Regions from separate parts of the Homo sapiens genome. Here region 2 is linked to region 1. Evidence: chromatin loops called from intact Hi-C (ENCODE). Cell type or tissue: breast epithelium. All regions are shown on one strand. Links, peaks and the distances in the headings refer to the core of each region. The heading gives the core; the rest is flanking DNA.

Region 1 (8,528 bases), core at 221-8,220:
AATCAGGCAAGACTCCTACGGGGCAAACACACATTTACAAAAATAGTTTTAGTCTCACTTCTAATATTTTCCCCCTTTTTGAAATTTCAAAGAGAGCTGAGCAGGCTATTGATAGTCCAGGATGTGTGGTCACCATTTATAAATAGCACTATGAAAACACTACCCATAGTTTTTTTTTGTTGTTTGCCAGCATCTATCAATTGGATACAAATTATCAGACAGATAGCAGACGAGTCGCTACTTGGAGGATGCCCATTTATATAACAGAGGAGGCTCAGCCTGTCCAAGACCTATTTGTTGGCTGAGTGACAGCTCTGTGTGCCCTGGATCAAGGTGTGGCACTGCTGGTGGGTGCCATGGAGAACTCAGCCGAAACCAAGTGTCACATCACATGTCACCAGAGAAGCAATGGCTTCACAGAGCTGTACCTGTAAACGTAAAATGTTTAATGATGAATAATTTGTTTGAAGCTCTTCTTACTCCACATTTCCTTGGAAAATGAAACCACGGGAGGCATGAAAATCTCTAAAGGGCCTTTTTACATAGATTAATGTGGTAATTCTCTCATTACTATGTTCTGAAGAAGAGCTTCTTACACTTGGCTCTGTGCTTTGCCTTCAGTTATAACATGGCTTTGCATTAAGTGTTTTAATAAAATATGAAATTAAATGATCATCCTGGTGATATTCACCTCTTGGTTGAGGTAAGGAAAAATGTAGTTTCCATAGTACATGAAACCAAAGAGATTATTTTGCCTCCAATGAAGAGATCATTGGTCAAAGACAAGGTTTCCCATGGGCTCACACCTCTCCATTAATTGGAAATGTTTTAGTATTCTCTCCTGCATCTTTGAGGATTACAAATAATGTAACCAATTTACAGCTATGGAATATGTATCCCATCAGAAGCTAACCAGTTTAATTTATTTTTTATGCACATTTAACCAGGAAGTATTGGACGAAAGTAATTATTGAGAGTGATCATTTATACTGTCATTAACTATCTGTGCTTCTTTCTGTTGTAATAGGTGAGAAATAGAAACTTCCTGAGCAGCATTGATCTATTGACTGCTGGACCTGTTAGTAATAAAAGCCATAGATCAATAAAGGGATATAGAATAGGGATGTTTTTTGGTATAAAAATGGTGAAATATCTTTTCAAATGACTCATTCTAAAATAACAAAAAATCCTTCAAAACCGTTGAGGTTTGGGGTTATTTTTTAAGCAAGTGGTATTGACTGAAGAGCAAAAGGCCTTCCCACTAATGATGCCAAGGAAGATTACAGTGAGAGTTTTTGCAAATTGATTGTCCTCATTGGGTATCAATACTTTAGTTCTTTCTTAAAGGGATACTAGGGTTGACAAGCCAAAAGACAACAGCTATATGCTAATTGAATTAATTCTTCAACAATATCTCATTATTCTTGCATTCTGGTGCATACACAGCAGAAGATTTAGTTCTGAGACTAGTTACCTGAAGTGATAGTTTAGATCATGGCTCAGGACTGAGAATTGCAGGGTTCAAATCCTGGTTCTACCACTTATTACTTTAGGCAAATTTCTTAACTTTCCTTCACCTTAGAGTCCTCATCTATAAATCAATCATATACATTTCATATTATTATATGAAGATTAAATGAGATACTATTGATAAAGTATGTAGAGCAGAGCTTGGAACATGGCAGATGCTCAATGCATGTTAGTTGTGCTCAGGCATGAAACTTTCCCAGTCCTACCATTCCTAATTTCATGATATGTTATAACCATGATTCCCTTTAACAGTGGTGCCATTTCCCTGAAGAAAAATTGGTAGTATAGGAAAGCCTGAAAGTTGCCACATTGGGAACCATGGTTTCCAGGAATGACATGGAGTCCAAGCTGTGTGATAAATGCTGAATAGTTTAAATATCACCTGCCATGGCTCTCTGGGCCTAAAGGACGGTTCTCCATTTTGGCAGAATCAGGTCTGTTTGATCACTGGCACCTGAGCCAAGGTGTAATGACTTCAGGACATTGCTCCCTGTGGTAGATTTCACTTAAAGGTGCTCAATTTGCATTCTGTAAATGAGGGTAAAGGAAATCATGATAAAAATGCAAATAATTCTCTCTGGTTGTAACAAAATTGCTTGTTATTGTCTCTTTTTCCTCCTGACTACAATATTACACAGAGACTTGCACAATGTTCTCAAGGACTATTTGTAAAATACATTAATAAATACACAGTGTAGCCCTGCACAAGAAGCAATACTTATGGGTATATTGCTTTGGCTGTGAATTTAAAACAGCACACACATGCACACACACACACACACACACACATACACAGGTTCTTCACATTATAAGCCAAATACATATACCAACTGATGATTATACAAATAAATTAGAATCTGTTGATCATATGAGAGTTTACAAATTATCTAAAAAAACATACACCCTTTACATATTTCAAAAGGAACACTCGACATCTAGGTTTGTTGAATTACTGACTCAAGGTGACAAGTTAGAGGCAAAGCTAGAACTAAAATTCGGACTCTGTCCAGATCTTCTTCCTCGGCATCATCCTACCTCTGTTGGTAACAGGACTCCAAACTTGCTTTCACTTATCGAGAGTAAATGCTGAGTAAAACCTTGTTAGAACCTGGGAACATATACGATCTTTATTTCTTGACCCAACATGCCAAACTAAGGTCAGATTGTTAATTTTGTTTTATTTCTTCCTTCAAAAATTGACACACAATTTAGTTCTTTCCAGAAGGGTTAATAGGTTTCTCTTGTGTTAAGAGATATTTACACCAGAGTCTTAAAAATATTGAGTAACATTACAGAAAATAAATCAACAAAAGTTCAAGTTACCTTTCAAATATCAATCATATTTTGACAAGTCACTCCCTTACAAATTACAAATGGCTAAGCACTCTCCATGGGTAGCAACTGCTAGTGTTTTAAATGCAAGTCTTTTGTGAAACTATTCCTTCTTCTAAAGGAATAGTTTATTTTCTGCAAAAGGAAGGCTTTCAATTTTATGTATGTTATATTCAATTGTCATGGACTATACTCATATCATTCCTGATATTCCCTTGTATGACAAGTTTGCTTCCTCACACTCTGATAGCATTTGTAATATTTCATGTGTTTAAAAAGAGATACACTGAATTCCATGTCTTTATATGTAATCCAAATCTAGTTATTCATCAATTCATTGATTCTTAATCATGGTAACTTCTGCCCATTGGAAAAAGGAGAGTGCATTGGCTAAAAACCCACTGCTGCCACCTAGTGTTACTGGGCAAGCACTGCCTCAGCTTGACACCTTGCCTTTGTGCATCAGAAAGACATCATCCTTTGTATTGTGACACACACACACACACACACACACACAGAGATGTTACTTTAGCAATGATCTTCATAATTAATTATTTAGGAAATTTTTGTCTCTTCCTATTGACTCTTTTATATTTGAATAGTCTGCGTTCCAGACTTGCTTCTTTAATATGCTTGGCATTTGAATTCTTTGAAGGCTTTAAATGGATGAAGGCTTTAAATTGAAGGCTTTAAAAGACAATATGGTAGCTTAAGGCAATCATCCATATTGATGAAGTTCACTATAAATAGATGTATGCTGCAATAACCCATGTGTAAAAGCAATGTGTCCTTTTTTATTCTATTCCTATTGATTCCAACTCTCTAAGGATGTTGTCAATAGCTCTGCCAAAGGCCTCGAATGAAACCCACAACCCACCAAGTCATTTTGCTTTTCAGGGCAAAGACAAATCCCAGAAAGAAATGCACTACTGTATTCCAATGAAATTGATCAAACAAAGTACAATGATTTTCTTGCATGAGAAATTTTTTGTTGAATAGGAACTACCTTTCAAAGAGTCTGAAGTAATGAGATTTAAATGGCTTTCAAGATTCATGTCCATTTTATGGGGGTGTTTATATGCCTTTCAGTAGAAGCTCATAAGAGTAGGGATGTTAGAAACGTGAAGGGCTGGAGTTCTGTGGTAAGGAGCTCACTGGAGTGGCAAGTGTGTGATGACATGAGAAGTAGATGTCCGGAGCGGGAGGGTATTGACATCACCTCTCGCCCTGCTGAGCACAAGGAGAGCAGATGTGTTCCCAGGGATCCAGGAAGCCTCTTAGGATGGAGTGGAGCAGGGTGGAAGAGAGAGCTCTGTCTCAAAGACAGAAGAAGCATAAAGTAGTGGCAAGAGCACAGGATAAGGGCCATCAGCTGTGGAATTTTTCACTAATCTGATGTGTATTCTAGAGCCATAATCTAACCCTCTTGGGTCTTTCCTACTCTTACTCATTTCCACACAGCACACCTGCACCAAATGATGTCAGAAAAGTTTCCCTTATTGATGTGATCAAAACAGGTCTTTGAGGCATTCTCTTCTGAAAATGCAAATAAAATGAGCTGCCCCTTGGTATCTTCAGCTTTGAGATATATTTAAAAGAATGAACCCCTAAATCTCAGTTGCTGGACACTCAATAAAAGTTTATTTCTCACACACAATAGTTACATGCAAATATTCTGTGGGCAGTCTTTCACGCCAAGATAAGGGACCCAGGGTCCCTCCACCTTGTGACACTTCCATTCATTCACTAGGACCTTGGAGCCTTTCACTCCAGATAAGGCGTGAGGAGAAGAATTGCACCAGACATTTGTGTGACCAGACCTGGAATTTGTATACTTTATTTTATCCTCATTTTGCTGGAAGGAATTCAGACACCTAGCCACCAGTACTTCCACATACATTGAGAAATATTACCAAGATTTGGGCTTGGGAAATTGAGGAAATGGGTTTTGATGAATATGTATATAGCAATACAGTGAACATGTTACATGCACATTGCCTAGATACCATATATTTGTCTATCCAGGGGTTGGCAAATAATGGCCTATGTGTTAAATCTAGTATGTCATCTGTTTTTGTACAGCCCATGAGTTAAGAATTATTATTACAGTTTCAATTAGATGGAGGAAAAAGAGAAAGAGAGAAGAATACTCAACAGGGTGTTTATGATCCACAAAGCTTAAAATATTTACTATCTGACTCTTTACAGACAATGGTTGCCAACTCCTGGTCTACCTGTATGATTTAAGATCCTAGAAAGAAACAAATAATCACCTTCAATAGAACATTTAATGAAAGAACTTGTGTGAGTTTTCTGCTGCATATGAATTACCACAAACTTAGTGGCTTAAAATAGACTCATGTATTATCTCACAGTTTCTGTAAATCAGGAGTCTTGTCACAATTTATGTGGGTCCTCTGCTCGTAGTCTCATCAGTTTGCAATCCAGATGTTGGGTGGGGCTGTGGTCTCATCAGAGGCCTGACTGGGGAAAGATTCCTGACCAAGTGCCTTCAGCTTGTTGGCAGAATTTCTTATAGTTATGAGACTGGCATCCCTATTTGCTTGCTGGCGAGGGGCTGTCATAAGGTCTTAGAGTTCACTATGGTGGTTAAATTTATGTGTCAACTTGACTGGACTATGGGATGCCCAGACATTTGGTCAAGCATTATTCTAGGTGTGCCTATGAGGGTGTTTTTGGATGAGATTGACATTTGAATCAGTAGACTGAGTAAAGCAGATGCTCTCCCTAATGTGGATGGGCCTCATCCAGACAGCTGAGAACCTTAATAAAACAAAAAGGCTGATCTGAGCCTATACATATGTGTGTGTGTGTGTGTGTGTGTGTGTGTATGTCTATATATATATAACATATATAAGTGCGTGTGTGTGAGAGTGTGTGTGTGTGTGTATGTGTGTATTTTTCAACCTCAGGAAATTCACAACATGCTGCTTTTTCAAGGCCAGCAGAGCCTCATACACATTCTAATCAAGAGTTGTATCACCTTTGCCATATTTTAATGGTTAGAAGCAAGTCACAGGTTCTATCTATACTTAAGGAGAGGGGGTTACACATGGGCTTGACACATTTGGGGACTACCCTAGGGAATGTCTGCCACAGGACTATTTATAAACATTTAGCAGAGTTGAGAGAAACCAATAAGGGATGGAAAAATCCTAGGCTAGCGGAAGCTACTGTCATACTTAGACAAGAAGAGGAAAAAAGAGGAGCAGTTACAGGACTAGGTAAGATTTCTAGCCCTAGGAGAGGGCTACCATGATGGGATCCATGACCTTCATTGCGCAATACAGCCACTACCATCCCATGGCCAGGCAGAGGAACTAAAGAATAAGTACCAGAACTTCTCTTTCTGCCAGTTCTTTGTCTGACTCTTCCACCCCCAAATCTATCAGACAAGCAGAAGACAAGGAAAACTGATGGATGCAATCCACAGGAGTCACCCTCCCAGACAGCAAGCAGGGCAGGGACAGGGGGAGATGGATCTGGAGGGGGCAAATAACAGCTCTTCCAAATATCTAGCTTTTGACTTTCTCAAATCTCAAGGAAAACAGCAGATGGCCTTACATACAAATGATAAATTGAAAATGTATCTATATCAGAAAAATAAAAATGGCCAGAGGGTCTGCAGCCACATTCAGAGGACCACTAAGGTTATTCAAAATCACCATGTGAGAAGCCAACACAGCTTGGCTGGCCTCAGGGGTAAGCTGATCTCAGGGAACACTAATGCTTACCCAATGCATAAGAAGGAAATGCTGCAGCCTATTTTACTCTAACCAAGTTATGCGGTTGGAGAAATGTGCTTTAGGGAAAAGATGAAACAGCTCCACCCAACACCGAGAGCAGGTGACACCTGGTAGTCCTTCACATTTGAATTTCCAGCTTAGCGTCTGTTTTTAAATGAATTATGAGCTTGCTCCCACTGAGACCTGTCTGCTATGGAAACAGAGGCATGCTCCCATCTGTGGAAAGGTGATATTTTAAAGACTAGCCTTTCACTAAGCAAATTTCTTAATAGTAGAGCCATTTGACTACTAGGTCAACTTCCCCAGACAGCTGCTCAACTACATCAACAGCATCGAGGAGCAGTGCCTTTAAAAAGCAGAAGCATATTGGATCTGGAACTGCTAATGGATCTTTAAGGAGAGAAATGCAAAGGAATTAAGGCACATCACTCTTTGGCATGTTTGTGGCTGTTTTTGTTTCATTTCCAGCATATAAAAGAGTAGGTTATGATTATCCCAAAGTGACTTTATAATTAATATTGTTCTTAAATAATATATTCATAAAATGTAAGTATGTTTGTATGAATAATGTCAAAAATTCTAGAAATGCAGAAAGCAAGAAATAATTCTAGAAAAAAGGCCTTGGAGAGGAATCTACTGCTCATAAAATTTGAGTAAATTATTTGGTTCATACAAGAGGCTTTTTTTTTTCACATCACTTTTCCCATACTCCAGCACTTAGTATGATATTGTTGCACAATCAAAAAGTTGCTATACAAGTTCAGGTAAAACTAATTTTAAAGAACTCGGTAGCTATATGTTATATCATGGCAGACTTTCTACAGTAACTTTACTGGTTCCCTATAAATAGAATATTAATTGATGATGAAGAAAATAAAGCAGTAACCATACCAGAGTGGGAATGGCAGTATTGTCTTAAACTTCTGTTAATAATTGTTTTATTACAATGAATTACAATGACCATGGAAGGTTCATCTGAATACCAAATTCACTTCTGACTAGAGCTACTGGAGTCAGAAACCATATGAACTCATAATGATGAGATATTTAAAAATCTTTGTGTAAAACATGTAGCCTGGAAAACCATGAGAAGCAATGTTTAACTGTCTTTCTGGTCTGCAAATACATACTCACATACTTAAAAGTGGGAATCTTTAAGAGCTGGGTATAAAGGAATATTTTATAAGCTACTTTTCAATATTTTTGCATTTTTATGTTAAAGGTTACTTTAATACAAGAGTAAAATTCATTTTAAGAAATGGAACTAGGGTAAAGTAGATAAAGCGTAACCAGGAAATTTGTTTTACATCAACAAAGCATAGTGGAGAATTTCATATGTTTTGAAGAGGAGAGTGTATGGTGGGTATTAGAGGAAGAAGTTTGTTTTATTTATTTTATTGAGACACTTGAAAAATTCCTTGCTGTCTAATTCGCCTTACATTGAAGAGCCAGTATGTGGTTACCTAATACACTGTTAAGTGAAATTTGGTAGTCATCCATTTAATTTGATCACAAACCAAAACATTTCAGGAAATATCACATTGGACATGCATTTTCTAGAGTAAAATTTGTATTTTTCAATCAATTGATTTTTGGTTAGTTTCCCCTTAGTAGTCAAATTCTACAATATATTCACTTTACATTGGATAAGATAGAAACAAAACACGTTTCATGGATTTAAAACATTACCCTTCAATGGTTTTTCACACTTTCTGTATATATGTAATATACATAATATATAATCCAGACTTATGCAGAGCAGTTAGCCCCTTCCTAACTCTGCTCTCTTTATTGTCTTAGAGTTAACTCACAGCACTCCCTGAATATTCATGATCAGCTTATGGAACTGAGTGCTCCAGGTTGCTTCCATAGCCCCCTACCTCCATGGCTTTGCGCCAA
Region 2 (8,528 bases), core at 220-8,219, 770 kb before region 1:
TAGTCATCACATCAAGAAAGCTTTAGCTATTCAATTAGTGGCTGCATATCTCTTTTCCTTGTTTAAAAGTAATATTTAAAAAACAATGGCTGGGCATGGTGACTCATTCCTATAATCCCACTGCTGTGGGAGGCTGAGGCAGGGGATTACTTGAGCCCAGAAGTTCAAGGCTGCAGTAAACTATGATTGCACCACTGCACTCCAGCCTAGCTGGCAGAACAAGTCCATGCCTCAAAAAAAAAAAAAAAAAAAAAAAAAAATTTCTTTAGAGAAAACATGCCATCTTTTTCTCCCACCCCTTCCTTTTTTTCTTCTCTCCCCATCTCTTCCTCCCTTCCTCCCCCCATTCCTTTCTCCCTCCCTCCTTCCTATCTTCTTTCTACCACCTTGAGAACACAACTTTATTTATCAGTTAAACTTCCCATTTAGAATGCTTGCATTGGAATTACATTTTGTTAAGGAAATTCTGGAGTTTAAAATAAAAATAAGGAAGTGGACAATATGCTTTTTTCTTTGATATCTCTTTTTTAGTAAGTCAGGATTAATGGAGTCCCAGGTGGTTACCAGCTCTTAAAAGTGAACTGTAGTACAGTGCATCCTAAGATTTCCTCTTAGAACTCTGCTAAGACAAAGATGACTGTGCCTTGTGGCAGTAAGCTATGGTGATCCTGGCAATTTTCATCATAATGGTATGATTTCAAGGTGACTCACCTTTCATGGTGGATCTTTTTTAGAATTTAGAGAGAAAGTAGTTTGACCAAGATGGTTAAGTTAAGGTAAATGATTGCAGTAATTATTCCTAATTAAATATCACCAGAGGGATGATAGGTATATCAAAAAGGAAAGCCTCCTGAGATGGAGGCAAGTAACGTTGTATTATAGTATCCACATTTTAGGAAGTGTTTGCATAGACATGGTTTAACCTGGATATTTTATAATCTGTATATATCAAACCACATCATAAAAAGTTTTATTATAGTTATGGGGAAAATTAATTTATGAAATTAATTAGGTTAATCAATGATTATCTACTTAACAGAAATTTTTCTGATGTGTCATTGGCACATATATCTGACACAGGGACATATATTAGAGCAAATACATCAACTTTTTCTTTAATGAGTACACTGATCAGATCATATGTGGTTTACCTGCTCCAGTTACCTTAAGTATGAAATAACAAGATTTGGCTCTGTTGATCATTAAAGGTGGCCCATTAGGTCTGGCTACTTAGAAATCCATTTGTGGTTGAGGCATTTTTCACAGTGGCACCTAGACAATCTCAGGACCATTATCCGGGCTCTGATTATCTACAGAGAAATAGTCACAGATTCTCTGCATGACAAGAGTGAAGCATGTTGCTATGTTTTGTTTTCCAGAATCTAAGATATAATAAATTACACCCAAGCAATAATCAGTGTTCCCGATCCTGTCTGTGATTTGCCTTTATTGTTTTCCAAGAGGAAGCCTCACACATGCAAAGCCATATGCTCTATCACTTTTCAAGTTGTGGTGTCTCATCTGGGAGTGATTTGAGCCCCTGCCCCTCAACATTTCTTTTATGACTCCAAGATTAAAAGACCATATTCAATCTTATTTTTATTATATCTTTTTGGGGAGGCACAAAAGCAGTAACTCTTAGCAGAGGAGGAACTTGTATGCCATCTGACCTAGAAACAGATGCTACTGATTGGGAAGATCACAAGCAAGGATATACACAGTCTTTCTGTATCTTTCAAAGTAAAGATGGCCCTGACAATAGAAAAGGAGAAACTACCTCAGTACCATCCCAAAATATCATTTCATGTGTAATAAAATGCAATTATTCTTCTTTGACCAAAATAAAACCCTTAGTGGATCACCCAATCAAAAAAGTCAGTTAACGTACAGAAGCGTAAAAATAGCTTACACAAATCTTATGTGCTGTGGCTCATGCCTGTAATCCCAACATTTTGGGAGGCCAAGGCGGGTGGATCACTTGAGGTCAGGAGTTCGAGACCAGTCTGACTATCATGTTGAAACCCCATCTCTACTAAAAATACAAAAAAATTAGCCAGGCATGGTGGCAGGCACCGGTAATCCCAGCTGCTTGGGAGACTGAGACAGGAGAATCACTTGAACCCGGGAGGCAGAGGTGGCAGTAAGCCGAGATCGTGCCACTGCACTCCAGCCTGAGCTACAGAGCAAGACTCCATCTCAAAATAAATAAATAAATAAATAAATAAATAAATAAATAAATAAATAAATAGAAACCCATAATTATACACCAATTCACCAACCTTGTGAAGCAGGAAATGACCTTGTTCTTGAGTTTGGTTCTTCTGATTAATGTTCTTCATTGGCTCTCACAGACAAGTGACACCTACACAGCATCATTGGCCATGTGAAGCTTCAGTTTCTTAGGTGAAGGAGGAACTTACAGAAACTTACAAAGCAATCTAAGACCACTATTCTTCCCATTTTTAAATGATCTGATTTCCTTCCTCAATCTTTTATGGTTGTCTTGGTCAAACTTAAGATGACAGTATTTATTTTTAAGGTGACCTGACTTTATTGTCTCTTTTCAATGCATTTGATTTGGTTTTTGTAGAGGAAGTAGATCTTTTGTTCTTCATATCCATAATAATTGCTTTTAATAATATTTAATGAGACTGCATAATGACAGTAATAAGTACAACTGGAATGACTGGATTTAGAAATAGAAATCTTCACATGTTGCTAGGCATACAAGGCAGGGTCTGGGACAGAATTGTATGGATATACAGCACTAGCGAGTGGCCTAGCAGTTGTGAGAATTTGGTATTCCATGGGTACCAAACAGCAGGTTTTATAGAAGGCAGTGAGAGCTCCAACAAATCTTTCCTACTTGATTAAAGGCTGGTAAAGAGACAGTTTTTGAGTTATTATCATCAAGTATGTAGGTTCTGGTAGGTCAACAGCTGTATCAACATACAGAATGGCAGCCCTTGGATAATGCCCCGTGTCTTTAAGCAAATGTAGTTTAAAATCCCTTAAAATCCGGTGTTGTTTTACAGATCCAATGAATCTATTCACGCAATAGAAATGTATAAATCAACAAAATCTGCTTATTAAAACACTTTTGAGTAGATGGTATCTCACATTATGTAGCTCTTTCACGTTTATTTTTCTGTTCTTTTTTCCTAAAAGAGATATGCATTATAAGCAATGGGAAATAGCTATATTCAACAATAGTAAAAAACCCTCAATGTAATTTAATGTTGGAAATCAGTACTGTATGTCCTGGATTGAATTGAGAGGTGGAGATGAAGACTTTTGTTGCCCTAGGTACACTGGAAAATGTTGTGATGCCTGCAAGCCTGAAGTCAGCCAAAGGGTATCCAGTCACTACACGTTTTCATTGCTCCTAATACTCTTTGGCTCTAGGCTACTGCCTCTTTTGCCTAATGATAGGGCTAACCTTGACCAGGAGCCCTCTGAACCTTTCCCAAGGGGTTCCTCGGTGCTTATTCACCCTTTGACATCAACCTTCAGAGTATATGAAATAGAAATCTTAATGAAAGAAGGGAGGGCTGAGATTTTCCTGCGTGCTCATCTGGCTAAACTCCTAGCATTTTATGTTTATACTTGATTTTTAAGTCATCCTGAACTCTATTTGCAGCTCTGCTCTCTTTTATCTTTTCTTGTCATCACAACCTTTACTACAAAGCTTATTTCAAGGGAAAACTGTTAGAATTCAAATCACTTACTCCTGTTTCACGCTCGTCTGTTTGTTTGGGATTCCAGCTGACAAGATGTCCTTCAAATGATTGCTTTTAGTAAAATCAAAGTGACTTGAGGACCAAAAATTTTGATAACTGAATATGTGTTTTAGACTACTTCAGGGGTTTCTCTCGCAACTTGGCTGGATAAGTGTGAAAACAGAATTGTTAGTGATGAAGAGGGCTGAGGCCTGTATTCTAGATTGTTTGCAGAATTCTAAATCACTACCAGGAAAGGGCTCAGAGAAAGCCGTCACTTTGTGAGACCTCAGAAGCAACCTGGAGCCAGGTCTGTGGTTGAAGAATGTTTCCAAACTGGGGTGATGGCTATGGCTATTTTTTTTTGTTGTTGTTGTTATTGTTGTCAGATGCCTCAGGGCGCCAACAAATGAGAGTGGGTTGTTGTCCTTAGAGGGTGTTTTTTTTTTTCTCTTCAATTTCTTACTTTGGGGAAAACTCTGGAAATGCTGTGTGTTTTTGGAGATTTCCAGGGGTTATTGTAGGAAGGGTAGAAGACTCCCCCATCCACACTGGGGTGACCCTCTGGGAAGGGTAGAAGACTCCCCCATCCGCACTGGGATGACCCTCTGGGTGCCACCGACTTCCCTGTCTGCAGACCCTCGGAAGCTGCTGTTCCGGCTCTAGTGGAAGTGACTCCTCATGATTAGAAAAGGCATTTTCAGCACAAAACTCTATAGTTTTGCATCATGCTGCCTTACTCTTCTTTCCATTAGGGTGAACAAATGTTTTATAACAACTTATCAGGTATCTACTTGTCACCTATAATAAAAACGCTGAGCACTTGCTATGGACAAGGGATGGTGCATATGTGCTTTCCTTTAATTCTCTCAATAGCTTTAGTGATTTCATCATCCTTCTTCTGTGAAGGAGAGAAATGAGGTTTAGAAAGATGAAGTTCCCACAGCTGGTAAGTGGCAAAGCTGGGATTGGATTTAAGTACAGTTCTATCTGGCTCTCCAAACCGGTTTTCACTAGGAGACATGTGTAACTCTCTCAGAGTGTCACTGGGAAGAATTATTCAGTATTATGCACTTTGAGTTAGAGAAACGTAAGCACATAATATTCCCTTTAGCCTCTTAAATTTCTGGGAAGAAGAGCAAAATAAAAAGATGAATACTTTTAGGTACCGTATTATTAACAGATTAGCTTGCATGCTGGTAACCAGATATACCTCTACCATCACAATATATTTATTCAGGGAAAGGAGGATAAATTAGTAGCTATTGTCTCACATGTAGGAAGGAGAATGGAGAATGGAGAACATTCTATACTGACACAAAGTGTCAGCCAATGAGAAGGGAAGACTATTCTTGTTAGTGAAGGAACTTCCCGATTACTGATCATTCTAGACATTCATATCTGGGTGCTTATGGCAAGCTGTGCTTGGTGAAGCTACCATATACAGGGAGGTTGTCCTCTGGTCCTCTTGCATGTGAGCACCGTGGCTGGAAGGACCTGGCTCACCTTCTGTGGCCCAGCTTCTCCAGGGCTTGCTTGAGAGTGGGCGGACATGTAGACAGGCTGGCTATCCCAGCAAATGAGAGTGATTCTCTTTGCAAGTTTTAGTAGCCAGGGTGTTTCCTAACATGAAGAATGATTTCATATATAATTGTATAACATCGTGATAAGTGTTTTTAAACAACAAAACAATACATCAGAGATAGACTTGCCAAGCTCAAAAGCAATCCAGATGGATTTTCTGACGTCTTTCTGCACCAGCATTTTCTTTATGTTCTTAGGAAATAGCTGGAGAGGTTTTTATAGCCATTCAGATTTCAATCTTGGGACTCAGAAAGTTTTGATATTGTAGAGTGAAGTGTGCAACTATTAAACTTGAACTGCTCTGGACAGCTGTGCAGATGGGAAAGAACTACCATGTTCAAAACATTTTCTTTTTGTTTTGTACATTCCTTACAGTGCAGCTGGTTAAATTCTCTGTAAAAAGATGGTGTGCAGCTGTTTCTCTGAGGCAGACCCTGAAGGCAAATACCCATCACCCCAAATACCCATCACCCCAGCACGTCCTTTCCTATCTTGGCAAGTCGTTTTGTCCTTAACTCTATTGTGTATAACCATGAAACATTGCTATTTATCTGAATCTTCTTTAGGATACAATACATGAGCTCATTCTCAGAAGTTCCAGGAACACGGCACTCCATCGTAAAATATTTTCTATGTCTCCCACCCCCTCTCATTTTCACAGTTTCCATGGCAACATTTGGCTCCGATGGCACCTCCAGGATTATTACTATCATCACAGTTATTTCTTCTGATTACTATTGTTGCTTATGGTCATCAACATCATTTTGACTGTCGGTTAGTCAGATCTTGATCCTAAACACCTGGCCTCTGGGGAGTGTTTCCTCAAAACAGTTGAAAAGTTAAAAAAAAAAAAAAGGAATGCAAATCCCAAGAGATTACCAGAGGTGCAATTATCCTACATCAGGTTTAAGTTTCTCTTTAAAAAAATTTCCCCATCAGTCATTGTAATCCTTCCAGAATATACGTAGATAAGTTTGTCATGATACCAAAATAGACATGGTTGTCAATACTGCTGTTTTGTTTTTAGAGAAGGAAAGTGTGTGTGCATTTGTGTGTGTGTGTTGGTGGGTTGAGAGGGGAATTATGAATCTAAAGCTTTCTAACATTGCTAAAGGAATTTTTCATGAAATGTTGGAAACTGGTTGTTTAGAGATGAACAAAATAGTTTGAGACTATTATCCACTGATTTTTCCATACTTGCTGTCGACCCTGTGAGCCTCCTTGAGGCTCAGAGGGGAATAGGCTTCCTTTGTAAGAGTTACTGCCTTATGAATTAGTGTAACACTGGGATGCCCTGTGCTTTTGAGATAGACTTAGACTTGACTCGAAACACTACCTCCGAGGCCATGAGAATCCAGAAGCATCATATTAATTTCTGCAAGTTTCTTCAGCTGTCTTTTTGTGTGTCCTTCTGTCCCTGGGCTCCTGTGTGGATGCTGGCTGCTCTGCTGGGTTTAGTGAAACCCTAAATGCAGAATTTGGCCTCTTTAGCTATCTTATATCAAGCTAGCCTGTCCTTTCACACTTCCTCTCCCTCCTTTTCTTTTCCTTCTCTTCCTGTTTCCTTTCTCCCTCCTTCATTCCCACCTTCCTTTCACTTTTTCGGGAAACCTTGCTGAGTTGGTGGGTCACTGGGAGGAGTCATATCATAGGGCACAACCTTTCCTCCCCTGTCTGCTAGCTCCACCCTTTCACTCCCATTCTTCCCTTTCTTCCTGGTGCATTGAAGAATTTCTTCTTTTTGTCTCATTTAGGGCAGCCATCCCTGAAAGGAATTCTAGTTTCCCCACTTGGTTTTAGTCTGCACGTAGATATATTTGTTGCACCTGCAAAAAATCAATTCCACAAACTCTTTCTCAAAGGGGAGAAGGACAAAACCAAATGTTAATTTATGTTTTGGTGGCAACAGAGCTGCTCTAACTGAGTGCTCAAAGCCCTGCCTTACTGCCTCCTGGTCACCGAACACAATCTCAGATGCTTCTAGGAACCTGGCAGGTGACATACACGAGTTGAGGGAATCTGGTGGAAGAGGCAGTGTGGAGTGAGGGACAGAATATGTGTCCAGAGTCACAGTTTACTCAAAGGGACCACAAGCAACTGGGCTCCAGCTGATGGCTGCCAGTGAGGATGGAGGTCCAGTGTGGCCTCATTACCCAATTTTTAAGAATTTAAAGGTCTAATTTTTATTAAAAAATTCCCAAAATGTGAACCTTGGCAGCTGTTTTTTCAAAAAACTTTGCAAGACAATATTGTGTTGGTTACCAAACTATGCAGGAGAGACAGACCTAAACCACATGGGAGAGACCGACCTAAACCATGTGGGAGAGACAGACCTAAACCACGCGGGAGGGACAGACCTAAACCATGCGGGAGAGACATGCCTAAACCATGCGGGAGAGACACACCTAAACCATGTGGGGGAGACAAACCTAAACCATGCGAGAGAGACATGCCTAAACCATGCGGAAGAGGCACACCTAAACCACATGGGGTAGACATACCACGCAGGGGAGACAGACCTGAACCACATGGGAAAGACACACCTAAACCACGCGGGAGAGACAGACCTAAACCATGCAGGGAGACACGCCTAAACCAAGTGGGAGAGACACACCTAAACCACACGGGACAGACGCGCCTAAACTACATGGGGTAGACACACCACACAGGGGAGACAGACCTGAACCATGTGGGAGAGACACACCTAAACTATGCAGGAGAGACAGACCTAAACCACGCGGGAGAGACAGACCTAAACCACGCGGGAGAGACACACCTAAACCACGCGGGAGAGACACACCTAAACTACGCGGGAGAGACAGACCTAAACCATGCGGGAGAGACAGACCTAAACTACGCGGGGGAGGCACACCTAAACCATGTGGGAGAGACACACCTAAACCACGTGGGGTAGACATACCACGCAGGGGAGACAGACCTGAACCACATGGGAAAGACACACCTAAACCACGCGGGAGAGACAGACCTAAACCATGCAGGGAGACACGCCTAAACCAAGTGGGAGAGACACACCTAAACCACACGGGACAGACGCGCCTAAACTACATGGGGTAGACACACCACACAGGGGAGACAGACCTGAACCATGTGGGAGAGACACACCTAAACTATGCAGGAGAGACAGACCTAAACCACGCGGGAGAGACAGACCTAAACCACGCGGGAGAGACACACCTAAACCACGCGGGAGAGACACACCTAAAC

The links. Peaks named below come from ENCODE experiments on the same cell type or tissue, not always from the same donor. Only the 100,000 strongest peaks of a DNase experiment are listed, where the experiment ranks them.
Region 2: a loop joins it to region 1, with 7 times the contacts of the local background. A loop is called at or near these places in 14 of 110 quality-filtered maps.

The regions. Positions count from the first base shown.
Region 1 is chr18:27,596,130-27,604,657 of GRCh38, forward strand. No RefSeq gene overlaps it. Among named protein-coding and RNA genes, the nearest start is that of CDH2-AS1, 320 kb to the right of the region's middle. In breast epithelium, for the core only: a CTCF peak has its summit at 3,283 (motif pointing left); a DNase peak (open chromatin) is centred at 3,278.
Region 2 is chr18:26,821,240-26,829,767 of GRCh38, forward strand. It overlaps LOC105372035 (a long non-coding RNA gene), which reads right to left and starts at 3,913. Exons shown (of 3, transcript NR_188008.1): 1 at 3,729-3,913; 2 at 2,280-3,161; 3 at 1,102-1,310. In breast epithelium, for the core only: no CTCF peak of the experiment used is centred there; no DNase peak of the experiment used is centred there.